Regions from separate parts of the Mus musculus genome. Here region 2 is linked to region 1. A link is a loop called in an ENCODE intact Hi-C map of the cell type or tissue named here. Cell type or tissue: heart. All regions are shown on one strand. Each heading gives the region's core, and the rest is flanking DNA. Links, peaks and the distances in the headings are about the cores only. Region 1 holds the start of Ace (angiotensin I converting enzyme (peptidyl-dipeptidase A) 1). Region 2 holds the start of Dcaf7 (DDB1 and CUL4 associated factor 7).

Region 1 (9,210 bases), core at 1-8,000:
TTCTAGAAGAGGATGTTTAAATCCTAAGGCCCTAGGCTGTACACGTTGCCTGAGACTGGCAGAAAAGATACCGGCTCCACCCCTATCCCACCCCTTCCTCAGCATCCCTTCCACAGCCTGGAAAATGGGGGTGAGGGGACTTCCTGAAGGCGAGGCTTCAGTGGGAAGGGAAAAGGGCAGACGTTAGAAAGGAAGGGACAAGACTGGTAGAGGCAGGAGGTGCCCTGGGTGAGCCTCTTCTCACCGAAGATACCACCAGTCGAAGTTGTAGCGAGAGGGTGGGGTCCGTCCACTGAAGACCCCCCAACGCCACTGGTCCACCAGGTAGCCAAAGGGCAAGAAGGCGATTTTCTCTAGGGCCATCTTTAGCAGGTAATTGATGTCACTCTCTGTTCAGAAACAAGAAGAAAGAAAAGGGGGAAGGAGAGAGTGCAGCTAGGGCAGAGTGGACCTGGCGGAGGGAGGGTCATTTGGCAGGAGGCGAGGCTGGACAGATAGAGGAGGTGAGCCTCAAGTTCTAAGCCCCGCTTAGACAAGGACTCTGGGTGAGTGCTAAGGTCAGGGTGTGTGCATCTGGTGTCTCAAGTTAAAAATAAGGACGAGATGGAGTGAGGAGCAGTGGGGATCTACTGTGGTAGGAGATTTGAATGAGCCAGGCTGGATATGCCTCCCCCCCCCCCCCCCCCCCCGCCATACCTATGTCATTGGTAACATGGTCCAGTAGGCCGATTTTGTGCAGATGTGCAGGGGTAGAGACGGAGAGTGCAAGCACATCCCCAATGGCCTCATGGAAGCCAGGGTTGGCACCTCTACGCAGAGAGACGTGCAGGTCCTTGTACTGGAGGTAGTACTGCACGTGGCCCATCTCGTGGTGTACTGTGGCCAGCTGTTCCATCGTGACCCGTGTGCATTGCTTAATCCTGGAGTGGGGATGATGGGGATGAAGGTGATGTTGAGGGCAGGACCAGAGTGCTGGGAAGGCTGGTCCTGGAGGAACACAGGGCCAAGGAGGACTCTGCCCTGGGGTGAGGAGAGTTCAGGAGCTAGCAACCCTATTGACCCTACCCTGATCCACCATCACTCAAGCCACGCCAAGGCAACACAGCTGGTCGTCCCTCCAAGCGGCAGGGATACTGAGCTAATGTGGCTTATTGTCTTGGCATAGACCAATCCCCCAGTACAGAGGCAGGTCTGTGTCACAGCCGCCTCCCTTAGACCCCTTGTGCACTCCTCTCCCCAGGTCTGACCGGAAGTCCTTCCGGTTGTAGAAGTCCCAGGCAGAGGCGTGGCACACCACCTCCCGTCCATCCGTTGGTTTCTCCAGCATTGACTCCGCCCAGAACTCAGGAGGCATGGGTGAGAGCCCCAGCGAGGTGAAGAATTCCTCTGATACCCGGAACATGTGTGTGGCGTTCCAGCCCTGGCCAGCAGGCAGGGAAACAGGTCAGGAGGCAGCCGTATGGAGCCATGCCTTGAGCTCAGGGCTTGTGACTTCCACCCAGGACAGGAAAGGTATCTGAGGCTCAGTGGCCTCACTTCCCAAAGGCAGGGCACTACTGACCACAGCAGATCACTCTGCCACCTTAGGTCACTGTTGACTATTGCAGAAAAGGGGAGGGGCCCCATGCCTATCACATGACCCCCAACTCCTGTCTCATTGACCTACCTTCTGTACCATTGTACTGGTGACATCGAGGTTGGGTTTGTCTGGGAAAGGCACTACCATGTCGTAGATGTTCTCCCAGCTCTGGGCCCACATGTCTCCTACAGGGAAGAAGCAAGTGGGACAGTTTGGTCTCCTGCTCAACCATTCCCATTATGTATGCTATCCTGTGTGGGTGTCGGCACCTATATACCCTTGGGCCAAAGGACATGTCCCCTGACTCTGTGGGCTCCACAGGACTGGTTACTGGTGTCTTTTCCGATTATGCCAGGATCCTTCACTAAGGGGCCACAGGCTTCCAGGCTTCCAGGCTCCCAGACTCATGTCCTCAGGTATGGTCCACAATAAGGCTGCTGCTAACCCTGACCCTGAAGCCAAAGCCATCGACTTGACCCCTAGCTCTGCTCTATTCCAGTTTTCCATTGGCTCTAAATTCTTGGCTCTAAATAAACCTCAGTCTCTAAAGCAGGATTCCAGCTTGGTGGGGACATTGAGCCATGGGGGGCTTCCGTGTAAGGAAGCAAAGGTTATGACATTCCACATGCCTGAGGCACTGTGAGGGTGACCCATCGTCCCTCTTCTAGGCATCCTCCTGCACCCGAGCTCCTCTGGGCAGCAAGGTTCAGGTTCTTACCCAGCAAATGGGCAGGAATAGGCCCCCTGAGATTGACGTATTTGTCCCCATAGCGGCGGTGCAGTGCGCGGCGGACGTAGGCATGGAGGTTCAGGTAGAGGGGCTCTAGTTGGTGGTAGATATGTTCCAGACTCTCCTCAAAGGAGGGGGACTCATACCAGGAGCGCCAGAAGGCTCCTGTGTCTGAGAAGTCTAACAGGGTGGGAGAGTGCAGGTCAGGCCCAGAGCTTTGGCTGTCCACATCCTAGCTTCAACTCTACCATTGTCCTGATTCCAAGCACTGGAGTGAGACTTGCTCAGGCTGGCCTTGAACTCAAGATCTTCCTGCCTCAGTCTCTCCAGCTCTGGGATTACAGTTGTGTGCCATAACTAGTCCCCCCTCCCTCATTTCAAAGCCAGGGTCTCACTATGTAGTCCAGGCTGGCTTCAAACTCCTCATCCTTCTAACTCAGCCTTTCAAATACTGGGATTACAGATATGGGTCACCATATCAAGGTCCACTCTAGGCTCCAGCAAAACAGGTCCAAGAACACAAAGAGGTAGAGAGTCTTAGGGCCAGGAGCAGTGCCACAGGTAGTACCAGGAGCATCAGTAAAAGGGACAGGACAGCAGGGTCTGTTGGCTGCAGGTTTCATACCATTCCCACTAGCTATGAGATCTTGAGACCATCAGTCTGGCTGTTTTATCTAGCTCAGGGGTTTAGGGCTCACTGGGGACAGCAGACAAGGATGCCTTATAAGATAGGAAAGGTGGCTGTCTGTCCATGGAGAGAAAGATGCAGGCTCACCGTCTTGTCTGTAGGCTTCGTTACTGATGGCAGTAAAGTCTTGATAGAGGGGTTTCAGTGGGATACCCACAGCATCATGCCAGCCCTCCCAGGCAAACAACAACTTGGCATAGCTTCGTGAGGAAGCCAGGATGTTGGTGAGCTCTGAGAGAGGTGAGCAGGATCAGTTATGAAACCAGAGGTATACACTGGTCTTCATTCCCACCAGCTTCCTCACGCATCACAGTATCCCCAGACCAAGGGCAGCCTATGGGTTTGGGGAGATGAGGCTATCCAAAGAAAGCACCAGGCAGGACCCTGCTCCCAGGAAAACGTCTAAGGCAGTTGACACAGAAAGGACATTTAGAGGTTAGAATAGACAAACCCTCCATGGCCCATTGCATAAAACAGCGAAGCACCAAGGGACCCAGGGCTTGTGGGAAGCTTTTGGGGAAGGTGAAAGGACCCCTAAAAGGAGAGCTAGGTGGCCAGACGGTGGTGGAGGGGTGGGCTAGCCCAGTGGTTCTCAACCTTCCTAATGCCTCCACCATTTATACAGTTCCTCATGTGGGGACCCTCAACCATAAAATTATTTCTGTTGTTACTTTACGTCTGTAATTGTGCTACTGTTGTGAATCATAGTGTAAATATCTGTGTTGGGTAAATATGGTCTTAGGTGACCCCTGTGGAAGGGTTGTTTTGACCCCCAAAAGGGTCACAACCCACAGGATAAGAACCGCTGTGCTAGAGGCTCCCTGAAGTGAGTTTGCCAGAAGCAGCAAGGGTGTGAGGCAGAAGTGTGGGTACATCTGCACATTCCAGCCCCAATGGGGTACCAGTGCCTTTGGTTTACTGACAGACATCATCCTAGAGGTGACCCAAAAGGACCAGGAAACCCCAGCAGAGATTGGACAGGACCATACCTGGGTCCAGGGACCAGCAGGTGGCAGTCTTGTTGGGGAAGCAGACCTTGCCAGTGGAGTAGATTCTGCTCATGTTGCTTAGCAGAGAGTTGTACTGCCAAGTTGGAGTTGAGGAAATATTAGTGACCAAATATTAGCCCCTGGAGTTAATCTTCCCACCCCTTTGGCTGGAAGGAAAAAGCGGCCTGGAGGAAGGATGTGACTCAGACAAGGCCACCCAGTTCTTCCAACCCCTACTATACTGGTGCCCCTTTCAGTGCAAGCAGCCTTTGCAGGTGGTACCCACTGACCAGAGAGCCGAGGCAAGCATCAGCTGGTCTCCAGCTCACAGCGGGCATGAATCCCTGCTATCCCCTGGCCTTTGTGCTGTGTGTGTGTGTGTGTGTGTGTGTGTGTGAGAGAGAGAGAGAGAGAGAGAGAGAGAGAGAGAGAGCACATCTCTCTTTGTATGTGCAATACAATTCTGAGTATGAACTCCAGGGCCTCACACTAGTTCAGCTACCCGCCAGCTCCCGCGTTTGGCTTTCTACTCCACAATACAAAGTGACTTGTCACACCATGCATCTGGAGGGAAAAGCCCATGAACAGCACTCTGTCTCCCCAGATTCCTGATAGCCAAGGTCCAAACAGACTATCAGTCCCTTCCGGTCTGCCGGGCTGCTTTCCCAACCACAATAGGCACCCGGGGAGCTCAAGTTCTGCCTCCACCCTCAGACCCACCTGCTGCCGCTGGGCCAGGGGCAGATTGGCAGGTCCTAGGGTCCGAATAGATCCGATGATCCTTCGCAGCTTTGAGTCAGTAAAGTTCTGCCAAATGGACTCATACAACTCCTTGGCCTTCTTGCCCCAGACCTCTGCAAACTCCTGGCTGACCAGGGCCGCTTCCTCCTGTGCTCACCAGGAGGGTAGAAAGAGTAGCCCAGCTTAGAAAGAGGCTCAGGTAGGAGAGACTACAGAACTGAGAGAGCAGTGGTAGGCTAAGGGCTTCCGGACCCCTTGTTCCTGCAGAGATCCTGTCCTGGGGATGAGCTTGCAGGGGCAGCACCCCTCCTCCTGAGCCCTCTGGTTGGAAAGTGTGGGAATCTAGTTCAAAGGGAACAATGAAGGAGAAAATTGGGGCCAAAGTAGGGGACAGTGAGTGGAGGGCCAGGGAAAGAAACTCAACAGGAGATCAGGCAAATGCCAGAGGGCAAGGGCTCTGCAGCCAAGCTGGGTACCCTGTACGCAGACAGCCATCGCCCCAACCCTTGATGCCGCTTCGGGAGGATTTTGGCCTCTGAGGAGCCAGCTTCATCCACTCCATTCCTGTGTTGGCTTGGATCACGTGCCCAGCCCGTACTGGAGCATCATTGCCTGTCTAATGCGCAGAGCGGGTGGGAGGGTCCGGCCTAATGGCAGGGGTCCCATTAGGGACCTCAGTGCTCAGGGTTGAGGCTGGGGGGCGGGGGGGTTCTGGCGTCTGCTGTCCGCCCTAGGCGACGGACCGCAGGCCTGTGATTGGCCGCTGCGTCCTGCTGCGCCCCGCCCCCGCCCGGGCCCGGGCACCCACCTGGCGTCGCGCGTTCTCCTCCGTGATGTTGGTGTCGTGCGCCCAACTGGCCACGGTGCTCTGGAACATCACCACCTCGGCACTCGAGTTATAGCTTTCAGCGAAAAGCTGCGCCCCTGCCTCGTCCGGGGAAAAGTTGCCCGGCTGCAATCCAGGGTCGAGTGCCGGGGCGGGCGACGGCTGCAGCAACAGCACCAGCAGCGACAGCATCAAGAGCGGAGGCGACAACGGCCACCGCCCCCGCTGGCCGGACGCGGCCCCCATGGCGCGGTGCGCGCGGTGCGGCGCTGCCCCTTCTCTCGTGCCGCGACCGCCCTGCGGATTATAAAACCCAGCCACCACCGCCTCCCGACACACCCCCACCTCCCCGCCCCTCCGCGCTTCCTCCTCGCTCCAAAGTCCCCGGCAGCGCGAACCCGGCTGATTCCCCGCCCGCCCTGGGCAAGGAGAGCCCTGTGGGGCCAGGGAGCAGCCTGGATGGAGAAATGGGGCTAGATCGGGCTCTCTCAGAGGAAGCTAGAAAAGGGTCCCTGCCCGCTGCAAACACTGCTGCGGCCCAACCGTGCCCTCTGGCCGCCACCACGTAGTCTCAGGCCACAGAGCCCAGCAGGCTTGGCATAACCCTCCAAGCCTTTCCGGGCTCTTGAGTGACAAGGGGGCGGGGGTGGCAGGCTGGTGCCACCGGGATGGACTTAAGGTTGCCAGGTCATGGAGGAAAGGGGTCGCCTGCGTGGGCGCGGGAAGTTTAGCTGTCCTGACAGGCGCCTTGGCTAGGTGCTGCAGATGTCAGCAACCAGTTCACCTTGGGCTTCGGTTGTTGGGATGCCTCGAAATAGAGTCTATTCTGCTCTATGAGGGGGAGCCATAGACTAGGCCATCAGCACTGGCATGCCTGCCCCTACTCTTTGGATACACAGCTGTTCAACTCACAAGAACCATCATGTGTGGTCCCAACAGAGCCCTAGAACCTCGCAGTTGCACGCTCTGAAAGCTAAAAAAAAATGTGCCTTAGAGATTACAACAACCCCCTGCTTTTTAAAAATGGAGAAATTACCCCTGAGACAGATTGGCTTCAAGTCACCTCAGGTCTCCACACTCCCAGTCATTTCCCTGTCTCCTCCACCCGTCCCTCAAAGTGACAGGCCTGGGGGAAGGAGAATCAGGTCCTCTAAATGCATCAGCAGCCTGTGAAGTTAACCTCTGAGCACCAGGGCTGTGCCCCCAAAGAGGTGGGCGGACCCTTGTCCTTGCCAGATGGGGTGATGGAGTTCACATGGGAGATTGTGTGACCTGCAAGGACTCAGAGTGAGACTGTGCTGGCCTGTCAGGTGACTTGCTCCCAAAGAGGTCCCAGGGGACGGGTAGAGATGGAGAAAGGAGGAAGGAGCAAGGGGCCACCTGCTGAGAACTTAGGTGGTCCATATTGCTTGGGCTCCCAGGATTTGAGGGCTGTGGGTTTGTGTGAGCTGTTGTGTTTCTGGAGGAAGCAGGCTGTACTGGTGGAGGGTTAGGAGGGGATTCTGAGAGTGGTACCTATGGAGTTCAGAAAGAGGATCCCAAAGAGGAGGGTGGGTGGGCAGGGGTAAGTACAGGCCTTAGCTTGTATTGAGCGCATCTGATTTGTGTTGTTTGTTTTTCTTTTTCTTTTTTCCCCCTCTGTCAGAAACAGAACTGAAAGCAAGGAGAGAGAAAGACAGGGTGGAGCTGGAGGCCCAACTGTCTCTGAAGAGCTCCTGAGTACCAGGCCAGACAGTGGAAGAGCAGGCTGTGCTTTCTGCTGGCTCATTCTCAGGCCCAGCTGTGTGGCAGTGTGACATCCTCTTTACTCTCCGATTAGGGACTAAGTTCAGGAATGAACAGCTCTGCCTTACAGACGTGATGAAATCAAAGGCTCACTACTGTGATAAAATAATCTAACCTTGCTTACTGATAGCCTGGGTACTTGGAGTCGTCACCCTCCTCCTCCCTCAAGGTGACAATGTATTGTAAGAGCTTGTTGAAGCACAGGGCTTTCCACTATGCCATACTTTTGGGGGAGTGGATACAGACTCTATCAATCTGCTTTATTCTCTGTGGGTTTCCCAGAGCTTAGCATGCACCTGTCACAAAGAAGGGAGCACAAGGGTGACATGAATGACTGGCGTTCGAGCACATGCCCCTGGCAGGGAGCTCCCGGTCTCTGCAAGAGCGATCTATGAAGAACCAAACCCCACCAATTTGGAATTTACAGTAATACATTGAATATCGTGATAAATCAAAGTTAAAAATAACTTTCTCTATTTTTAGGGTCTTGTACATGAAGGAGAGGGAACATAAGGAAAATATACCTTACACTTGTATTGCACGTTGGATGTTTCTGTACCCTTATGTGTGAGTGGTATAATTTGACGTTTAGATATCCCCGGGAGGTAGGGAAGTGGTAAGGTTCTCTTTCCCCTGTCAGCTCCCAGGTGCCACAGACTGTGGAGGAGGCCCCCAACCCTGCAGGAAGATCTAATTAGGATGAGGCCAGTGAGGAGTTGTGCAGATCCTGCCCACCTGTGCTCATGCCGCCAATCTCTCACCCTTTAAATCCTTTCCAGTTACTGGTAACTACAGAGCCGAGGGAAAATCCTTAAAAATAAACTCATCACTAAGCATTGGTGGTATTATTCATGGAATCCTTACCCTTGGGAAACCAAGGCAGGAGGACCAAAAGTTGGGAGTCAGCCTGGGCTACATGAGTTCCAAGTCCATCTCGGACTATGTAGGAAGACTTTTCCTCAAACAAACAACAACAAAGCCAAACACACACACACACACACACACACACACACACACACACACATACACATACACACACACACACACACACACACACACACACATACACACACACACACACACACATACACACACATACACACACACACACACATACACACACACACACACACATACACACACACACACACATACACACACACACACACACATACACACACATACACACACATACACACACATACACACACACACACATACACACACATACACACACACACACATACACACACACACATACACACATACACACACATACACACACACACACACATACACACACACACACACACACACACATACACACACACACACACATACACACACACACACACACACACACACACACACACACACACAATACAAACGTGACCAACAGGAAAGAATCTGGAGAGATGGTCCCGTGATTGAGAACATTTGCTGCTCTGGCCGAGGACCTGAGTTACCAGCACCCACACTGGGCAGCTCCCAGGGCCTGTAACTCCATCTTCTGGGGGTCTGATGCCCTCTTCTGGCCGCTGTAGGCAGTGCATGCATGTGGGATGCAGACACAAACACTAATACTCATCAAAAAAAAAAAAAAAAAAGAGAGAAAAGAACTGGGAGCTCAGAAATCCTTATATTTATTTCTATTGCTCTTTGTTGTCAGTGTGCCATGTAACCCAACAAGCTACTTTAATAAAATGTCATTCGAAGGAGGTGCAGGGTGATATTGCCAACTACCCCTGGTTATCAGTCGCTCCTTGTAAACAAGCATTACAGATTATTATTTTACAACATTGTATTTATCTCATGGTTAGCCTTTGGTTTCGAAATAAGGCACAGCTTCAACTAACAGCAATTTTGCCTGAC
Region 2 (9,377 bases), core at 850-8,849, 65 kb before region 1:
GAAAAAAAAAAAAGTCTCCCAGACTGGCCTTCAAATCGGAACCTGCTGAGATTTCAGGCACGTCACCATTCTTGGCCTACTTTTCCTCATTTTTATTTTTTGAAAGATTGGTTTTTAAATTGTTGTTTATGCATAGAAGGTGTCTGACCACCTTGTGGACATCTTTTAAATTCTCATTCTCTCTTCTTTATGCATGTATGTGTACTTCATGCATGCCTGTTGGCTCCCCTGGAACTGGAATTGGGACACCATGCGGGTGGTAGGAATTACCCCTGGTTCTCTCTAGACCCCACCTGATAATCATAACCACGTTCTCCCCAGCCTGTGTGGCTGTGCATGAGCTGCCTCTGCGCCTCAGTTCAGATGAGGTAGGGAGTCAGATAATTTAGTTAGAAAACTTTTTTATTCTTGTGCTGGGGATGGAACCCAGGGTCTCATGCATGGCTGATTTTGGTTATATCAGCAGCTATGGGAAAGTGATTAATGACTCCAAGTGTTGGTTGATTTGAATAACACAGACGTGTTTATCCCACACTCAAACACGTCCACTGTGGTGTTCCACATGAACACTGTGTGTCCTAAAGTGGAATAAATTTTCTTTCTTCAAGGAGCTTATGATAACAAACAAAGGAGATATGGCACTTTTATTTTAGAAAAACAAAACCCACAAGGTAGTGGGACACAGTGGCATATGTTGGTGATCCCTGCATTTGGGAGGTGGAGGCAGGTGGGCCACATGAGACTGTCTCAAAAAATAATAACCTCATAAGACACTATGCACACCAGGACCCTGAAGCCCAGCTCCAGTTTTACTGCCACTGTGGGGGTAAAAAAAGCCACTAGAGAGGAGACAAGAAATAGGGCTCTTCACTAGGAAAGGGCGGCTCGGTACACACTCCCTGGGACTGTAAACTGCTGGTGTATGTGTGACGTCTAGACAATCAAAGGCCATCCTTTTCACCCTTTTCTCAAAGAAGATGCCAAAAAATGGTGACCCTTTCCCAGAGAAACACATGTGCTCCCGAAATACCATAAACAAACCTAAAATGCTCAAATGTTTTCACCTGACCCTTCACATATAAAACAGAAGCCCTCTCCTAGATCACTGTGGGTCAAAAATAATAAAATCTGGTTTGTTCAATGCCTTATAGCTAAATCCTAGACCACCTACTTCTTCCACTGCTCCCACCATCTTGTCATTTGTCTCCAGTCTGATGTTCATAAGAGTAAGGCAGAGTACTGGCTATAAATACCACTGGCCAAAGCTTTCAGTATCTCTGATTACTGTCATTCATTTTTTTTTTTTTAACTCAAATTACAACAAAAGAATGAAGGTAAGAGATTAGGGAAAGAAAATTCTTCTCAATACTTTCAAACCTATACCCTGCATATAAAAATTCTCTCCTTCTGCCAGTGTTTTGATGAAGTGATGATGTCCAGCAATGCTGCAAATGAATGTGTAAAGAACCACGAAAAGAACAGGTCAAACGTCATCTTTCTCTATTCAGAAATAATGGCGGGATAATGCCACAGACTAAGGTTTCCAAGGATAGGCTGTTTGGGGGAGGGTGAACATCAAGGAGCAAAACCAATGACCAATGACAACCTAGCATTAGGGCTCTGTATCCATGAGAAACACCTGAGATGGGGAAGATCTTGCAATAAATAGCCCTAACAGAAATCTCGCGTGGCCAGGAATGCACGACCACCAATCCAAGCGCCGCATCTTCCTCCACTGCCTCTCTCCCGCCCCCCACCTAGCAACAGAAGCACTGCGACAGGAGTGGGGGAAATGAGAGGGACGGAGGACATAGCTTTGGGGGTGTGACTCCGATCTGAAACCTGCTACTACCATCGAAAATCTTATCTGCCTCAGGCATGTCACAACACCGTGCCTCGGTTTCCCCCGGCTGTCAAAACTAAATAAGAGGCAACGAGTGTGACAACCTCAGCGACAGGACCACAGAGGACCCACCCCCTTGTTGTGGTCAAGGCGAGTTTGCAGGAGAGTTGTGGGGACCGGGGCTGCCGCCCACCTCGAGCGTTCCCCGCCGGCTACACGCTGAGCCCCGGCACAACTCACCTTGTTGTTGTACTCTTCCACGAAGCTGCCCAGCGCCAGGCGAAAGCGCTTGTCCGGCCGCACGCTCCAGTTCATGGCGTACACAGTCCAGGGCGCTTCATATTTGTAGATCTCCTTCCGTTTGCCGTGCAGGGACATGGTGGCGGCTGGGCCGCAGAGCCGGCCAGAGAGGCAGCGGGCTGGGGCACAAGACAGGCGGGGACCCGGGCTTGGGTCCGCGGGTCCGAGGGGAGGCGGGGCCGGGGCGGTCAAGAACGGCCTAGCCCTCCAGCGGGTCCTCGGCTACACACACTCACACTCGGCCGGGCCCGACCACCAGTTTCAAACCAGCTCGGGCAGCGCTACCACCTTCCGTTTGGGATGCCGGCCCGCCCTCTCGGAACGGAAGCCACGCGACCCCGCAGCGGCGACGAGCGTTGGCTGCCGGGTACGTCCTTTCCAAACTGTTCCTTCTTTTCATTGGTCGACACAGTTGTAGCGCCCGCGCCCTCCTTACTATTGGTGAAAATGTTTGTCATTCTGCTCATTAGCCCCGCCCAGCTCCTGGAGGCGGGCTCTTTTGAAGTCCCAAAGATCATTGGCTACCCAAGATGTCAGTCAAGGGGATAACGGCGCAGTGCGGGTGAATGGGGGCGTGGGTGGCATGGGGGCAAGTGTGCCCCTCTACTGATCCAAATTCTAGGCCAAGAGTAAAGCCTGCTATTTCTCCTCTGCTGCTGCTGTTCTGATCACCTCTCTCCACTGACAGTAACTGTCAAACCTACCTTCATGGAGGACCACCTGCGTTTATTACATCTCCCTATGTCCGGCGGTCCCTCAGTCTTTGCCAAACGGGAACTCTCTCCAGCTCCAATGCCCACCTTTTAACTGTTCTCTTTCAGGCATGATAGAAACGTCCAGGGACAGGCTAGATTGATTAAGGCTTTCCTGCGCTTTCCTACAGACACTAAAGAGACTCCTGAATTCTGGGATCGATTTGCAAATGACCTGGCTATTAGTCACTTACCTTCTTCCTCTGGGATGTTCAGAAGCCAAATGGTAATCCAACTTTAAATGCTTATATGCCATGAGTTTGAAATGCAGAAAAACCTGGATCTAGGTACACCAATATAAATGTAAATTCTTTCAACGATATTGAAAGGGGTTGTATTGAATTGTTAGGCAGTACTTTAAAACACGTTAATTTTACGTGTATTTGTATGTGCCCGAGTATAAGTAAGTGTACTACATGTGAACAGTTGCCCACGGAGGTCAGAAGAGGCATTCAATCCCCTGGAACTGGAGTTAGTTACAGATGGGAATCCAACCCAGGTCTGCTGCAAGAGCATCCAGTGCCCATAGGGCTATCCTACCTCTCCAGTCTGTAAAATACAATTTTTAATGGATACAAACACTTGGAAGCCTTGAGGGACAATAGTATACACTTATCAACCATCTTTTAGTAATGGCCACCTGTATGAACAAGTCTACTGGGCACTTTTATTTTTACATAGAGCCTAGGCATGGTGTTACACACCTCTAATCCAGCTCTTGGGAGGTAGAGTCAGGAGAACCAGAAAGTCACTCTTATCCTGGGCTACAGAGCCAATTAGAGGCAGCCTGGGCTAGTTGAGAATCTGTTTCAAAATAATAAAAGTTAAAAGAAAATTAACTGGATACCTAGGTGTGTATTTTATTGAAACGTTTTATTTCTGTGCATATCAGGAAATTTGGTCCATAGTTTTCTATTGGTTACATCATTTCTGATTTTTCAGTGGGTTAATAATGGTCTTGTAGTACAATCTTAGCGGAGGTCTATCTATCTATTTTACGGAACAGGTCTTTTTTGTTTTGTTTTGTTTTTTCGAGACAGGGTTTCTCTGTATAGCCCTGGCTGTCCTGGAACTCACTTTGTAGACCAGGCTGGCCTTGAACTCAGAAATCCGCCTGTCTCTGCCTCCTGAGTGCTGGGATTAAAGGCATGCGCCACCACGCCCAACAGAAAAGTTAACTTTAACGTTTTAGCTTGTATAAACACTTGCGAATGTGTGCTCATAAACTCACTAACAGACTCTGGGGCATCAAATAGAAATTGCAAAAGGAAGGAAAAATGGGCTGAGGAGGACAGATTAGAATTATCTGACAAGCAACGATGTTTTAACAGGTCTCTCAAGCGAGGCAGTGTGGGTTGAAACCGTGTTCTCCTTTTTCTAGTGTGTTGAGTTTAACTTTTTATTGAAATGTCATTTACATATGGGAGCACACATGTTTTTCTAACCGGAACACATCACCAGAGCAGAAAGCAAATACTGACGTGCCCAGAAGGCCTGCTCACACTCTGGTAAGTGCCATAGTCTCTCTGCTACTGACCCAAGACCTTTCATATGAGGATAGTAAAACCAACTTCCTAAGGCTATTCTACGGGTTAGAAGGACAACCATGTGCAGGAGAGGATGGTGGAGGGCTGGACAAACACCGTCTCTGGCCATGATTCTCTGTGGACACTTAGGAGGCTGAGTCTGTTTCCCTTCAGCTGGAGACAGCTTCAGGCTGTGGAGCCCCTGCTCCTAGCTGAGACACCTTCAGGTCTCCAACAGGTTGGGTGCGGGAAGGGTTTGGAGAAGGTCCCAGCATAGGCACGGACCTGAGGATGTTCGGGTGGGTTACACACCTAGCCCAACATGAAATGTTCAAGGCTTTATTAGTTATGTGGTACTGCATGTCCCAGATATCGTTATGGGACTCTCGGGGGCTGAGGGGCTGAGGGCTGCAGCTCTTTCTTTTATGTCCACCACAGAGGAAACCTCTAATTCCAGCCATATTAGAGGCTTTTGGTAAAGATCTGGTCAACCCTGGCCTTGGGTCTGAGCTTTGGAGGCAGAGGGTGGTTCTGATCATGTGCGGCCCCAAGCAAGACTCTCCCGAAGACCCGAAGCATCTCTCTTCTCCACTGACTCTTACATCCTGTGAGCTACCCCTGAGCAGCCCTCTGCCTGGCTTGCTGACTATAGGGACTCCCAGGGAGGCTGGGCCAAGTCCCAGGCCTCTCTGCTCAGGCCATCCTGGTCACCTGGTTCAGCAGTCTGCAGTTTTTCAGAGAAAATGGTTTTCAGAGTTTTATGGGAGAGCTGTCTGGCCCTCCATGGAAGGGGGCTTAACTCTCACCTCGCTGTATTTAAATTCCCTCATGGTAGCTTTTATCCCGGGGTCTAAAGGGCCTAACTCCTTGTGAATCCAGGATCTGAACCGTGTCTCTGGAATTCCAGCTGCTTGGGAACGGAGCTGAGGTGTTCAGGGAGGGAGGAAAAGTGGGGACCACCCAGTCCCTGTACTTCCAGGGGACACAGAGGTGAGGCCAGAGGTGACAGGAGCCCCTTGGGCTGCTCTTGTTCTGAGGACGGCACCAGAGATTTGTCCATTGCCGCGGCCACGTGAGGTATCCTGGGGGAGAAATTCCTGGGCATCCGGATATGTTTGTCCAAATCACCATAGCTTAGGGTCTGGGAGAAAGGCAAAAGGAAAGAGGGTATATTGTGTATGGAGTCCCACCCCTATCTCCAGGTCGGGCTGGATATTTTCTCATTGTGGTGTGTGTGTGTGTGTGTGTGTGTGTGTTGTGCGTGTGTGTGCACCAGTGCATGCATGCATAAGTCAAGTACATGTGGAAGCCAGTGATCAGTCTCAGATGTTGTTGATTAGGAGATGTCTGTCTTGCTTTTGTGTGTGGGAAGCCGCCCCCACATTCGCCGTCACAAGATGGCGCTGACATCCTGTGTTCTAAGTTGGTAAACAAATAATCTGCGCATGAGCCAAGGGTATTTACGACCACTTGTACTCTGTTTTTCCCGTGAACGTCAGCTCGGCCATGGGCTGCAGCCAATCAGGGAGTGATGCGCCCTAGGCAATGGTTGTTCTCTTTAAAGAGGGAAGGGGTTTTCGTTTTCTCTCTCTTGCTTCTTGCTCTCTCTTGCTTCCCTCTCTTGCTTCTTACACTCTGGCCCGATAAAGATATAAGCAATAAAGCTTTGCCGTAGAAGATTCTGGTTGTTGTGTTCTTCCTGGCCGGTCGTGAGAACGCGTCGAATAACAATTGGTGCCGAATTCCGGGACGAGAAAAAACTCCGGACTGGCGCAGGAGGGATACTTCATTTCAGAAGCAGAACTACGGATCACGTTTATAAAGGTTCCCGTAACACAGACTGTTGAGAAGGATTCAACTGCCGAATTCAGAACTCATCAGCTGGGGAACGACGGTGATAAAGGTTCCCGTAAAGCAGACTGTTAAGAAGGATTCAACTGTATGAATTCAGAACTTTTCAGCTGGGGAACGAGGTAAGTCTGATCTTGAACTTTCTAAGGAAATTCAAGACAGTCTATCAGAAGTAAAGTGGAAAATGGCTTTACAAGTTAGGTTTGGCCTTGAATTTTTTCTGGTGTTAGGAGCCCTTTTGTTCCTTTTCACATGTTATATAGTGCTTAAGATAGGGCTGAAAATTCTAGAGGAAATTCAGGACAGTCTATCAGAAGTAAAGCGGGGAGAGAGAGTAGGAGCAAGGAGAAACGGTAAGTATACAGGCCTTTCCAAGGGTCTTGAACCCGAGGAAAAGTTAAGGTCAGGTAGGAATACCTGGGGAGAGATTAGAAGGAAGAAAAAGAAAAAAGAAAAGAAAAAAGATCAATTAGCGGAGGTCTCTAGGAGATACTCGTCACTAGATGAGCTCAGGAAGCCAGCTCTTAGTAACTCTGAAGCAAGTGAAGAATCCTCCTCTGAGGAAACAGACTGGGAGAAAAAAGCGGCTCATTATGAAAGAAAAGGATACCAGCCGCCAAGTAAAGTGCTAACTAGTCATTTAAGGAAAAAGCCAAAAGCGGCTGGCGAAGGCCAGTTTGCTAATTGGCCTCAGGGCAATCGGCTACCAGGTGCACTCCCGCCCTATGCGGAGTCCCCGCCCTGCGTAGTGCGTCAGCCCGTAGTGCGTCAGCAATGCGCAGAGGGGCAGTGCGCAGAGAGGCAGTGCGCAGACTCATTCATTCCCCGAGAGGAACAAAAGAAAATAGAACAGGCATTTCCAGTCTTTGAAGGAGCCGAGGGTGGGCGTGTCCACGCTCCGGTAGAATACGTACAGATTAAGGAAATTGCCGAGTCGGTTCGTAAATACGGAACCAATGCTAATTTCACCTTGGTGCAGTTAGACAGGCTCGCTGGTATGGCACTAACGCCTGCTGATTGGCAGACGGTTGTAAAAGCCGCTCTTCCTAGTATGGGCAAATATATGGAATGGAAAGCGCTTTGGCACGAAGCGGCACAGGCGCAGGCCCGAGCAAACGCTGCTGCTTTAACTCCAGAGCAGAGAGATTGGACTTTTGACTTGTTAACGGGTCAGAGAGCTTATTCTGCTGAACCTGATAAGAGGTATCAATGGAAGATCTTACCACAGGGAATGTCCAATAGTCCTACAATGTGCCAGCTTTATATACAAGAAGCTCTTTTGCCAGTGAGGGAACAATTCCCCTCTTTAATTTTGCTCCTTTACATGGATGACATCCTCCTGTGCCATAAAGACCTTACCATGCTACAAAAGGCATATCCTTTTCTACTTAAAACTTTAAGTCAGTGGGGTTTACAGATAGCCACAGAAAAGGTCCAAATTTCTGATACAGGACAATTCTTGGGCTCTGTGGTGTCCCCAGATAAGATTGTGCCCCAAAAGGTAGAGATAAGAAGAGATCACCTCCATACCTTAAATGATTTTCAAAAGCTGTTGGGAGATATTAATTGGCTCAGACCCTTTTTAAAGATTCCTTCCGCTGAGTTAAGGCCTTTGTTTAGTATTTTAGAAGGAGATCCTCATATCTCCTCCCCTAGGACTCTTACTCTAGCTGCTAACCAGGCCTTACAAAAAGTGGAAAAGGCCTTACAGAATGCACAATTACAACGTATTGAGGATTCGCAGCCTTTCAGTTTGTGTGTCTTTAAGACAGCACAATTGCCAACTGCAGTTTTGTGGCAAAATGGGCCATTGTTGTGGATCCATCCAAACGTATCCCCAGCTAAAATAATAGATTGGTATCCTGATGCAATTGCACAGCTTGCCCTTAAAGGCCTAAAAGCAGCAATCACCCACTTTGGGCAAAGTCCATATCTTTTAATTGTACCTTATACCGCTGCACAGGTTCAAACCTTGGCAGCCGCATCTAATGATTGGGCAGTTTTAGTTACCTCCTTTTCAGGAAAAATAGATAACCATTATCCAAAACATCCAATCTTACAGTTTGCCCAAAATCAATCTGTTGTGTTTCCACAAATAACAGTAAGAAACCCACTTAAAAATGGGATTGTGGTATATACTGATGGATCAAAAACTGGCATAGGTGCCTATGTGGCTAATGGTAAAGTGGTATCCAAACAGTATAATGAAAATTCACCTCAAGTGGTAGAATGTTTAGTGGTCTTAGAAGTTTTAAAAACCTTTTTAAAACCCCTTAATATTGTGTCAGATTCCTATTATGTGGTTAATGCAGTAAATCTTTTAGAAGTGGCTGGAGTGATTAAGCCTTCCAGTAGAGTTGCCAATATTTTTCAGCAGATACAATTAGTTTTGTTATCTAGAAGATCTCCTGTTTATATTACTCATGTTAGAGCCCACTCAGGCCTACCTGGCCCCATGGCTCTGGGAAATGATTTGGCAGATAAGGCCACTAAAGTGGTGGCTGCTGCCCTATCATCCCCGGTAGAGGCTGCAAGAAATTTTCATAATAATTTTCATGTGACGGCTGAAACATTACGCAGTCGTTTCTCCTTGACAAGAAAAGAAGCCCGTGACATTGTTACTCAATGTCAAAGCTGCTGTGAGTTCTTGCCAGTTCCTCATGTGGGAATTAACCCACGCGGTATTCGACCTCTACAGGTCTGGCAAATGGATGTTACACATGTTTCTTCCTTTGGAAAACTTCAATATCTCCATGTGTCCATTGACACATGTTCTGGCATCATGTTTGCCTCTCCGTTAACTGGAGAAAAAGCCTCACATGTGATTCAACATTGTCTTGAGGCATGGAGTGCTTGGGGGAAACCCAGACTCCTTAAGACTGATAATGGACCAGCTTATACGTCGCAAAAATTTCAGCAGTTCTGCCGTCAGATGGACGTAACCCACCTGACTGGACTTCCATACAACCCTCAAGGACAGGGTATTGTTGAGCGTGCGCATCGCACCCTCAAAGCCTATCTTATAAAACAGAAGAGGGGAACTTTTGAGGAGACTGTACCCCGAGCACCAAGAGTGTCGGTGTCTTTGGCACTCTTTACACTCAA

The links. A loop is a pair of places that touch in the nucleus more often than their neighbours do. Peaks named below come from ENCODE experiments on the same cell type or tissue, not always from the same donor. Only the 100,000 strongest peaks of a DNase experiment are listed, where the experiment ranks them.
Region 2: it touches region 1 in a loop (3-fold over the local background); 2 of 42 quality-filtered maps call a loop at or near these places.

The regions. Positions count from the first base shown.
Region 1 is chr11:105,964,571-105,973,780 of GRCm38, reverse strand. It overlaps Ace (angiotensin I converting enzyme (peptidyl-dipeptidase A) 1), which reads right to left and starts at 5,833. Exons shown (of 25, transcript NM_207624.6): 1 at 5,536-5,833; 2 at 4,707-4,874; 3 at 3,987-4,080; 4 at 3,085-3,228; 5 at 2,298-2,489; 6 at 1,667-1,764; 7 at 1,248-1,420; 8 at 697-920; 9 at 245-389; 10 at 1-2. The coding sequence starts at 5,799. It overlaps Gm11651 (predicted gene 11651), which reads left to right. Exons shown (of 3, transcript NR_104047.1): 2 at 1,241-1,356; 3 at 7,205-8,174. In heart, for the core only: a CTCF peak has its summit at 3,989 (motif pointing right); DNase peaks (open chromatin) are centred at 4,150, 4,670, 5,710, 5,900 and 1 weaker place; H3K4me3 peaks cover 1,532 bases; H3K27me3 peaks cover 7,883 bases.
Region 2 is chr11:106,029,968-106,039,344 of GRCm38, reverse strand. It overlaps Kcnh6 (potassium voltage-gated channel, subfamily H (eag-related), member 6), which reads right to left. Exons shown (of 13, transcript NM_001037712.2): 13 at 3,751-5,562. The coding sequence ends at 5,281. Dcaf7 (DDB1 and CUL4 associated factor 7) reads right to left here and starts at 2,473. Exons shown (of 7, transcript NM_027946.3): 1 at 2,084-2,473. The coding sequence starts at 2,221. In heart, for the core only: a CTCF peak has its summit at 5,761; DNase peaks (open chromatin) are centred at 2,534, 5,455, 5,794 and 7,089; H3K4me3 peaks cover 2,997 bases; H3K27ac peaks cover 2,475 bases.